Linked DNA regions of Homo sapiens: region 1 is linked to region 2. A link is a contact called in ENCODE Hi-C or POLR2A ChIA-PET data. All regions are on one chromosome and are shown on one strand. Each heading gives the region's core, a stretch centred on a gene start or an enhancer-like site at or near the end of the contact. The rest is flanking DNA. Distances are from core to core; before and after follow the strand shown. Region 1 has its middle 110 kb from the start of LYPLAL1. Region 2 overlaps LYPLAL1 (lysophospholipase like 1).

Region 1 (5,516 bases), core at 18-2,517, 91 kb after region 2:
CATTTTGCCAAGGATCTTAACAAAAGCAAACTAGAACACTAGAACATAACCTACCCCTGGACTCTTTTCCATAAACCACATTGCTGCTATGTCTCTTGCTCCCCTTTGTAGAGAATCAAGCCTCTTTTTGTCTGAGGACTCATAATGTGTCCCAGGCATCTTAAGTGGTACACAGAGAGAGAAAGAGAAAGGGAGAGAGAGAAAAAAACAATTTAACAATTTAGCCTTTACTATGTAGCAGGTCTATTTAAAGCCTTTATATGTAAGAATTCATTTAATCATCACAAGATTACAATGTATGTCCGGTTGTCTGGGAATATTTTACAGATGAGAAAATATCCAAAAAGGATATGGAACTTGCCCAAGTACACACAGCTCATAAGTGATGGGGCTGGGGTTTGAATTGAGGAAAGTCTGGCTCTTGAGTCAGTACTCTTACCCACTGTACTTTATTCCCTCTCTAAAGTCAGTGAAATTCTTTCTTATCTTTCTCAATATTGAGCAAAACTTTTGTCACATAAAAATCACTAAACAACAACAACAACAACAACAACAACAAAACGTTTCATGGATTGGGAAAGAAGGGCGGACACCCTGCCATCTTGTCTACTTGCCTTTTGGCCTAGGACTGGGTTTTATGGCCTCTCCAGTGCTGACATTTGGACCTTGATAATTCCTTGTTGTGGGAGCTGTCCTGTGCCTTGTAGGATGTTTAGCAGCATCCCTGTCCTCTACCCTCTAGATGCTGATAGTGCCCCTCAATTGTGATTATCAAAAATGTCTCCAGACATTACCAAATATCCATGGCAGTAGGGGTAGGGGGATGGAAAATCACCTCAAGGTTGAGAATTCCTGGCCTCGGGCATGAAAAAGAGGTACAGCCTTGTAGGGGGATTCCTTCCAGGAATCCAGCATCAAGAATGCTCCCGTGTGACTGTCTTTTCCCAATGCAGTCTGGAAAAAAGCATGAAGGGCTCGTGCGTTTTTGCCTCCTCCGCCAACAGCTAAGAGATAACACTTGTTGGGTTAATGTTCTTGCATCCAGGCAATATTCTGACTATGTGGGAAGAGGAATGTGGGTGGGCAGGGGATTTGTGACAAGGAGAGAATGGCATAGTAGGTACCAATGCTCCTATATGACTCCATGCCAGTACATTTAGCATATTTCTGAAAAAAGAAAGAAATGGGGCACGCCATCAGGTAATGGATCCAATGCCCAGATGAACTGAGGTGTGGCAATTTCCCCCAGTCAGGAGCTTACTTCAGAATAATGTTGCTTTGACGTGAAGCTGTAAGGACATTGGATGAAAACAATCCAGAACCTGCTTATCTTTCAGCATGAAAGACATTTGTGTGTTTTCTGAGTCATCTGAAACACAGAGTGTAGGATTTTCCTGATGGATAAGGAAACCTGATGTACTCATTTATTATAACAATGAGATCATTGGAAGACCCATAAAACTGAAGTCTGCTATCCAAGTTCAGATCTAGTTTGTTGTTCAGATAATGGTTCCAAGCTTATTTAACAAGCCAGTTTTGACAAGTTGAATTTTTTATAGGATGTTTGTTTAATTGTAGCATGGCCATCCTATCACAACAGTATTTTCAACTATGCAGAGAAAACCAAAGTCAAAAGGATTTTTCACAGTGAGATTTACACGTCCTTCAAATGAAAACTCTCTGAGTCATATTTTAGCCAGTCATATTTTAATTTTCAATAAAGGAAAAGACTCCAAAATATCCATAGGTGTTTCTAAAAGCCACATCAGAAAAGGAGAAAAAAAAATGGGGTAGAAGAAATTACAAATAGGCTGATATCTTTAAGAGAGCTCAAGATTATTGAAAATCTGATTACATATATAACAAACGTTTCAACTTGTTTCACCCAGATGAGGTGGCAGAATAGAATGAATATTACATAGGCAGACAATTCTCAAGGGAAGTCTCTGAAAATTTTTTAGAAGTTTATAGGTGAATGCCATTTTCATCGCTTTCTACTGCAATATGAAGTATGCAGGCTTTAGAGCCATGCTGACTGCAGTCCAAAACCCTTCTGGAGCTTCACTGAACCTCATAACTTTTCTAAGCCTCATGTCCACTTGTAAACAAGCAGATAATACGTATTATATAAAGTTTTTTGATGCCTAAAGAAGGTATTTTTAAAACTTAACAAAATACTTGAGTTGGAATAGAAGCTATTATTATAACACTATTATTCCTAATATCTTTATGACACCTCATTTAGACAACTGGATATCTGCTTTTCCAGGATTTGAATCTCCAATTTATTCCCCCCATCACGCTATATTTTTACCTATTTTTTGAGATATATACAGGTGGGAGAGGGGAGATGAAGGGATAATGTCTAATTTTTTCACATTTATTGGAATCACATTAACAATTTGCTTATTAATAATTATGCATTCTGAACAACATATATGTTTAGTCTAGGAAAAAGGGTACAAGTTGATTTCCATAAGCATCAAATCACAAATAATAACTGAACACAATCTACTCTCATATGCATTGATTTTTTTTGCCAGTTTGAGAAAACATCCATCAGCTCTTTTTAGGACCCTCTGCAAAAGGACTCTTAACATTTTAAAAAGGCATAGTAGGCCAAGCATGGTGGCTCATGCCTGTAATTCCAACACTTTGGGAGGCCTAGACAGGCAAAATACCCGAGGTCAGGGGTTCAAGACCAGCCATGGCCAACACAGCACAACCCCATCTCTATTAAAAATACAAAAATTAGCCAAGTGTGGCGGCGGGCGCCTGTAATGCCAGCTCCTCAGGAGGCTGAGGAAGGAGAATCACTTGAACCCAGGAGGCAGAGGTTGCAGTGGGCTGAGATCGCACCACTGCATTCCAGCCTGGGTGACAAGGTGAGACTGTCTCAAAAAATAAATAAATAAGTAGACAGATAATAAAGGAATGAGACTTCATTAATTAGTTTTAAAGAAGTACTCAGGGTGATTGAGATGACATTCCATTATGTTCCCCTGATTAGGATGGGCTTGGCAGTTTGATTCATAGAACACTATGTAGAAAGTATCTTTTCCTTTGGCATGAAATTAGTTAAACTGGCATGTAAACACATGCAATTAATATCTTCCCTGTCTACCCTGTGCCAGTAACTTAAAAAAATAAAAATAAAGAGAGAAAGGTAATAATTAATCTATAAAGAAAAAGACAATAGTACATAAAAGATTTAAAGATATATTTGAAAATTGGAAAACAGTAAATGAAAATAGGTAAAAATCTAAATAAGGTAAATCTAAGCACTTACTATCAAGGAAACAATAAGTGAGTTAATTCACCCTGTAAAACCCAGAAAGGCTCAGAATTGGAGGACTTGGTTTCAGAAGAAAGTGGAGTTCAGGAGAAGGTTTGGAACCAAGTTTCTCCCTCCACTGCATGCAGCCAAGCAACTACTATAGAACCACCCTCCCCAACACACACACACACACAGCAGGTGAGACTGGAGAAGGCTCTTTCTCTCCAAAAACCAAACAGGGGAGAAGTCTAGGAAGAATGAAAAGTGTCTCGCCTCAATCATACCCTCTCACCTGCTCCCAGGATGCCAATTGTCAAACTTATGCTGGTCCCTCCACACCCACCGTCATGCTCCATAACTGACAGAAATTAGATTTTTTCTTTTTTTCTGAACGGCCACTGAAAAATGTCTCTAGATAAGTATTTGAGATCCTCAATGGAAAGGGGACGTCATCCCCACAGACCCTGCAGTGATCCCTGAGAATCAGCACCTCTGCTCATAGGTACAGTAGTTCCAGCAGTATTTTAGCCACTCTCTCTTACATGCACTTGGACAGAGAAGAATGACCAGACATTAGAGGAAAATGTGCAACATGAGCATGGAGACCAAACCCCATAAAACAAACAAACAACTAGACACAGAGGACTTAGATGAATCAGAGTCAGTGCAGACATTGAAAGAAACTTTTCGAAAATCATAATGTCCTCAAAGATACACAGGGAAACAAGTCTGTAATATAGATAACAGTTACCATGAGAAAGGATCAGAAGCAAATAGGAACTCCTGTCTATAAAAAATATAAAAAGTAAAATACAAGCATTAAATAGAAAATTGTAAGATAGGGCCAAGCAACTCTCAAAAGTAGAACAAAAATTAAAGAAGAGAGAAATGGGAGGGAAAAAGATAAGAAAAAATATATCATAGATCTTGTGAGCTCTCCAGCTACTAATTAGGAGTTCCAGAAAGAAAAGAGAGAAAATGAAGGGGGGATATTATTGAATAAGTAATTTAAGACATTTTCAGACTGAAAGACATGTGTCTTCCCATTGAAAGGACAATGGAGCACCTAGCACAATGAATGACAAAAAAAAAAAAAAATTCCAGGTAGGTTATGGTAAAATATAGAATACTTGAAATCAAGAAAAGATCCTAGAAGCTTCCAAAGGGGAGGGGGATAACACAGTCAAATACAAAACAATGGTCTTGAATTTCTTAACAGCAACTGAATCTTAGAAGACAGTGGAACAAAGCGTGAAAAATTCTGAGTGACAGTGATTTTCAACTGAGAATTCTATTTTTTTTCCAAAAAAAATCAAATATAAGGGTAATGCATTTTTTATTTAAAATAATTTTGTCATGTCAGAAATATAAGTGCTTTAGAAAACAACATAGTAAACCAACAAAGAAAATGCAAAAATTGTTGTCTATCTTATGAGAGATGAAGGGAAGGTTCATGATTACAGCAGAGTGTGTAGTAGGTCTAGAGAATTATCCACCATAAAGGAATGAAAGTTATCATTCTAGGATGAAATTATCCATCCTTTTCTTGGTGGGGCTCTAAGAAAGAGAGAAGTGGGGGCTGAAGAGATGAAATGAATGTGTTTGAGTGAATGGATTATTGATAGACCTATGGCAGACATGATGAAATGTTTGGAAAATAATTACTACAAGGCAGCACAGAGTGTTGGAGTGATTTCTCCAGGGCCACACATCTAGTAAACAATGGATCTGGGCTTATAATCTAGCTCCATATTTGGTGCTCTTATCCGGCACCCAGTAGGACTTTTCAAGCACGTGACAACAGGGCATGTTCTTTGCCATGTCATTTATGATGTAACTTTGATTATAATATAGTAAAAAGAAAATCCGGGTGTAACTTTATTGAGAGGTACTGTTTGGGATGGGGGCAAAGAAACAAATCTTCATCATCCATGCCTAGAATTATCGATGAAGAAATAGCAGTGCATGCATATGATTCACAAACGTGGAGCTAAGTACAAAGGAGAAGCAGAGCAGTTTAGCGTATTTGCCTCTGGGGAGCAGGACCCAGGTGTGGAAAGGGATGGAAAGTGGAAAAATCTATTTTTCCTCATAAGCTGTTTCGTGCTAGTTGAAATTTAAATTCTACCCTCATCACTCTGGCTAAAATAAAATTAATAATATAATATTTTAAAATTAAAGCACAGCATTTTTAAAAGAGATATCATAGTGACTGACAATTGCCTGTACAGCCTTTGGG
Region 2 (5,638 bases), core at 913-3,412:
TTTCTGCGTGTCACGTTCTATAAATGTTAATGGTTCAAGGTATTTGAAAGCATTACACAAATTCTGTATATGCTTAGTGATTATTTTTCTAAGTTGTTCTATTAGTTGCCAAGGGATGGGTATTAAAATCTCTAGCTATGATTGTAGATTGGTCTGTTTCTCCCTTTAGTTCTGTCAGTTTTCTCTTTATGTATTTTTAGGCTATATTATTAGGTGCATATTCATGTAGTAATATTGTCTTTTTTATGGCTACTTTTATCTATAAAATGTTCCTTTTTAATTTGTGGTAATACTCTGAAGTGTACTGTGTTTAATAAAAATATAGTATATCTCAGCTTCCCTATGCTTATTGTTTACATGGCACTTCATTTTTCATCCTTTTACTTTCTTTTGATTAGAGCTGTATGGTATGTCTTTTTCCATTCTTTTGCTTTTAACCTACCTATATCATTGTATTTAAAGTGGATTTCTTATAGACAACACGTAGTTGGGCTTTGTTTTCATCTTTAACCAAACTGATAATTTGTCTTCTAAGTGATTTGTTTAAGCAATTTACATTTAATGTAACAATTAATATGCTTGAATTTAGGTCTACTGCTTTTCATTCCTCTGTTTCCCTTTCACACTTTCTATTGAATTATTCGTTTTTTAATACACCATTTTACTTTATTTTTTTTCTGATTGCCATAGGGATTATGATATACATAGCAAAGCTTTTTTACCTACTTAGAGTTCTTTGTTGTTTTTTTTTTCCTTGTAACTATATAGGTCCCTTTATCCCCATCTTGTGTATGTTATAGTTTTCATATGTATTTTGTCTGCATACATTGAAAACTGTATCAAACAAGGTTATAATTTTTGTTTTCAACAGTCAACCATATTTTAAACAGCTTAAGAGGAGAACAATAGTTTATTGTATATACTCAGTTGTGGTCTATTACAGCATATAAGTGTGTTTTGATTAAATTGTGAATTACCATTTTGATTATAAGGTATCCCTTTTCCTCAACTGTATTTAATAGATGTTTTAAATCAGCTAAGGTAGGGGCATAGTCAGTAAAAGTCAGCAATTAGTTTGCTGTGTTGATTTAGATGGAAAATACTGCTTTTTTTTTTCACTGTGGTAATTTGGACTCTTTAAATGAAGTGCCCAATAAAGATTTTTATTTCTATAACATGCTTTAGCTATATTTACAATTAGAGATTTTCTTAGTTTGTGTTTATTATTAGAATTTCCATTTAAAAATAATTTTTAACAAGCCATTTATGATTTATATGATAATATAGTTTCTTTTGGTGTTTTAAAAAATTCTAAAAGTAATAAGATTTGCATAGTGCCTATACTTTTAGATTCACTGTTTTTCCACACAAAGTCCATGTTTGTATTTTTCAGTAAATATGTATTCTAAAATAAACTAGGCACTTTTTATTTAGGCATAGTAAACCATGAATTCCTCTTTACTCCATCACTTAGAATTCCTATCTGAAGCATGATAGTAGGAGAGCCCTCTCCTGATAACAGTATATCTGTACTACAAGTATGCTAGTAAGGAACCCTACTAAAAACAGCTATTTTGAAGAAATAATGTACTTCTTTGGTAAGTATTAGGTATGTTTAAATAGGTACTAGTATGGAAAAGTTTTCTTAGATATGATTTTTTAAAAAAGAAACAAAAATGGACTGTTTTCTACAAATCACAGTGTAGATTTTATAAGAGTTAAAGTCAAAATATATTTGGAGCAAAAATAAAATAATTTTAGACATTGTTATTTCTGGCTGGCACAAATTATTCCCAAGTGGCACAAATGATTACTGAAATTTATTCAGCAAATATTTAGCATCTATTCTATGTCAGGCTTTGTTCTTAGCACTGGGTATGTATCTGTGGAAAGAATGAAGTCCCTGCTCTCAATGAGCTCATGTAGAGACAGAAAATAAAAGGGAAATTAAATGTAATAATTTCAAATAGTGATAAATGGTATTAAGACTGGGGATAGAGAGTATATGTGTGTGTTGCAGGGTAAAAGGGAGGTATACTTTCAGTTGGAGAGTCAAAGAAGCTCCCCTGAGAAGGTGACACTTGAGCTGAGACCTAAATGAACAGTCGGAGCCCACCATGCAGAAATGTTGCAAAGAGCCCTCTAAGTAGTGGGGATATCAGATGCAAAGCCACTCAACTAATAATAAGCTCGTACTATTTGAAGAAAAGGAAGTGACAAATGTGACTGGAACCTAGTGAAGGGTGGGAGAGAGAAGTGGTATGAAATGAGGATAAAGAGGAAGACTGGTGCCAATTTGTTAACTTAAAGGTTATGAATGAACTTTCGATTTTATGACTTTAAGGCAACACAGATCAAAAACAACTTGGTATCAAGCTGAATGTCAACTTTTTTTTTTTTTTAACCTTGGACATTTTATTCTAGCTTAATATTTTACCAATGTGTAATGGGTTGGTTGATTGATTAACTTAGGAACCACACAGATGTTCTTTGCCAAACATATTTATTTATTGTGGTAATGTCTGAGGAGTTTTATACCAGCTAATAAAGTGATTTATTTGAGGAAGAAGGTGAATGAGTATAACATATGTGATAGTTTTTAGCTGTTTAAAAAACAAACTTTTATATTTTATTTAAATGTTATTCTAACATTTTAGGAGATTTATACATTCTTGTTTATGCTTTCTTAGCAAGAAAGTTCTAAATTATTTTTGTCTCGTTAAATTTTCTCAATTACTCCATTTGAACAGAATTTTAATTTTCTTAGCTACCACATTAGTAACATACTTACATTGGGATTCTACTTCTGCTGAGCATCTATCTCTAATTAAGGCATTGTCAAAGAAAAAAGTTAAGTGAATGCCACTTTTTTCCATTAATGGCTGAGTTCCCAGAATGATTCACATTTTAGCCTATGATATCATCCTTATTTAAGTATTTAGACAGACAAATAAACACAGAAATAGCAGAGTAAAATGAAAAGGGAAGTAGAACAATTCAGAAGGGTAATAGGCTCATTTGAATTTTAAAGTGAGTGTTGTATTTTTGATATTTTGATTTAGAACTTCACTGTGATTTTAGTGACAGTTTGACTACAATTTGAGGTTTCATTTTGTCTGACAATGACTATTTGGAAAGCACCTACTCTCATTTTCAGAGTAATGAAAATGAGTAACTCAAAACTAGTTAAGAAGCTAGTTTTGAGAAGGGATTCTGGGAGGAGGAAGGTTTGAATGCTTTCTGCCTTCTCTCCCCTTCTGATTCTAATTTATCTACCTTTCTAGAGCCACACAGCTTCTGGGGTCAGAAGGCATATGGGGTTGTGAGATAATTTATGCTTATTGGAGTCCTAGTATAGAGGTGGTGCAAGATTTTATCTTTTCTGCAGCAGTTGAAAGCCTGGATAAAGAGCAATGAAGGAAAAGCTCAGTCTGCAAAAATCTGCCCTCCTCATAGGTTTATGTCATAAAATGTAATTCTCAGACAATAATGCAATATTAATTAGAATTCCAAAAGGATTTTTTAAGGATAATTATTTGAAAATAGTTTCAAGTTTACTAAATTTTTTGATAAATTTATTGGATAATCAAGAACAATAGATGCCTGAGAATAGCTAGGACAAGTATGAAAACACAGACTAGAGTAATGATAGGAGAGGGGAACTTACCTTACACAACTTCAAAATATGCTCTAAAACCACTATAATATGATTAACGTTATATACTAACTTAATAATTAACTTAATAGATACTAAATAGAAACTAACTTAATAGATAAAGAGATTAGTGGAACAAAATAGAGCCTTTCTCAACTAAAGCTCTTCAGCTGAATCACAAGACATAGAAAATTATTTGAGTGACTGTTCCCCCGCCCACTGCATGTATGATATAGAACGAGCACCATTCTAGATGTATTAGAGGGAAGTCAGTTCATTATATATAGCATATGTCTTACAGAAATCAGGGTTAGAGAGACTAGATAATGCAGAACTATAAAATATATGGCAAAGATAAAATTTCACTGTTTGCTGAGAAGGGTGTCTTCCTCCTTTCCTCCCTTTCTCTCTCCTTCTTTTAATAGCACAAGCACAATTGACTATCATATGGGATAAAATGAATTTGAATCCTTAGGTTACTCCATGTATGAAATTCCCCCAAAATTCAAGGCTTAGGTGTAAAAATGAAAACAAAAGTCTTAAAAGAAAATCTGGGCTACTATATATAAAAAATGTATGGATTGGCAGGAGCTTCTTAAGCAAATCTAGAGACCCAGAAATTTAAATTTTTTTTTAAAAAGACATTATATCAAATGTAGAGTCTTTTGTCCAGTAAAAAAAAAAAAAAAAAAAACCCTTAAGTACATAATAACGTAATATCAATATTCAAAATAGACTTGGAAGAAAATACCTGAAATATATGCAACAAATATTTGTCAATAATAGACAAAGTACTCTTTTAAACAAGAAAAAAATTGAAATGACAATAGGAAAAAATAATAGCAAATGACATCAGTCAGCAATTCCACTTATGTGGAGTTTTAGAACAGGCAAAAGAAATCAATGTTGATAGTCTCACTCAGTAGTTGCTTGGGAAGGTTACGGGAGTTGCTCGTGAAGGGGCATGATGGAATTTTCCAAGGAAAAGGAATGTTCTGTATCATTGTGGAGATGGTGGTTGCATTGTAAAAAGTAATTGAACTATACACCTAAAATGTGTGTAGTTCAATATAGTTTATATATGTAAATTATACCTCAATAAAGTTGGTTTTAAAACTTCAATTGATACTCTTAAATGGTAACATTTTAATGTATGTCAGCACCTACTGCTATTACTGCTGTGGGCAAAAGGATATTTTCCTACCTTTCCTGTAGAAAGGTAAATTTTTACAACTTTTATGGAAGCAACTTTGAGACATCTATTAAGACAAAAATTGTACCTTTTAATCCAACCTGTTTCTTGACTCTTTTCCATAGGAATAAAAGTTCCAGTAGATAAAAACACGTATGCATATGTTTAATGAAGCATATTTCTTAGTGGCTAAAAGCTGGGTACCAAATTAATTCCCATTATTAGGGGAATGGCTGATTAAATTGCAGAATATGCTTATCATAGGATATAATATAGCCATTAAAAGGGTAAGTTAGAACTGTAACTGATGAAAGGATTTCCATGAGATATTGTTGAAGGAAAAAAGCATGATGCACATAATAGAATCAGATAGACTACTTTATTTTTGAAAAGAAATAGTGTGCCAAGAAATAGCCTGTAAATATGCATATTTTAATTTATAAGAATAACATTGAAGGATATATTTCAGATCATTTACACAGTTTACCGAATGTAAAGGACAAGATGTGTGAGGGAGTTGGAGAGAAGAGGAGGAATGTAGAGATGGGTAAAAAATGAATAAGATTGACATGAAAAACATCTAAACAATGTATATATATATAATCTCATATTTAAAAAATTTTATGTATCTGCATAAACTTAGGGAAAACATTTAAGTTTTTATGTACTGACTTTCAGAGGTATTCATCATATCCATTTAAATTTTAGAAAATGTGTTACAAAGTAATGTTTATATGATTCTATTTGAGTAAATAAAAGATCCCCGTATATGAATTTTTGTTAAATTTTAG

What was found. Hi-C counts contacts between places; a loop is a spot of excess contacts on that map. ChIA-PET counts read pairs that join two places held with the same protein, here RNA polymerase II (POLR2A). Pooled maps may share reads with other maps.
Region 1: a map of endothelial cell of umbilical vein shows a loop between it and region 2 (6-fold over the local background). The contact joins two enhancer-like sites. A Hi-C loop is called at or near these places in 1 of 168 maps with a recorded cell type or tissue (endothelial cell of umbilical vein) and 1 of 50 pooled maps. POLR2A ChIA-PET finds 5 or more read pairs at or near these places in 2 of 52 experiments (activated CD4-positive, alpha-beta T cell and endothelial cell of umbilical vein).

What each region holds. Positions count from the first base shown.
Region 1 is chr1:219,278,149-219,283,664 of GRCh38, forward strand. It overlaps a transcript of LYPLAL1 not described here. Among named protein-coding and RNA genes, the nearest start is that of LYPLAL1, 110 kb to the left of the region's middle. Within about 2 kb of position 1,268, at least 2 of the 41 ENCODE cell types and tissues checked have a DNase peak (open chromatin) inside an H3K27ac peak, as active enhancers do; they include endothelial cell of umbilical vein, where a contact is called at or near this core.
Region 2 is chr1:219,186,294-219,191,931 of GRCh38, forward strand. The region is part of intron 2 of LYPLAL1 (lysophospholipase like 1); the gene reads left to right. Among named protein-coding and RNA genes, the nearest start is that of LYPLAL1, 15 kb to the left of the region's middle. Within about 2 kb of position 2,163, at least 4 of the 41 ENCODE cell types and tissues checked have a DNase peak (open chromatin) inside an H3K27ac peak, as active enhancers do; they include endothelial cell of umbilical vein, where a contact is called at or near this core.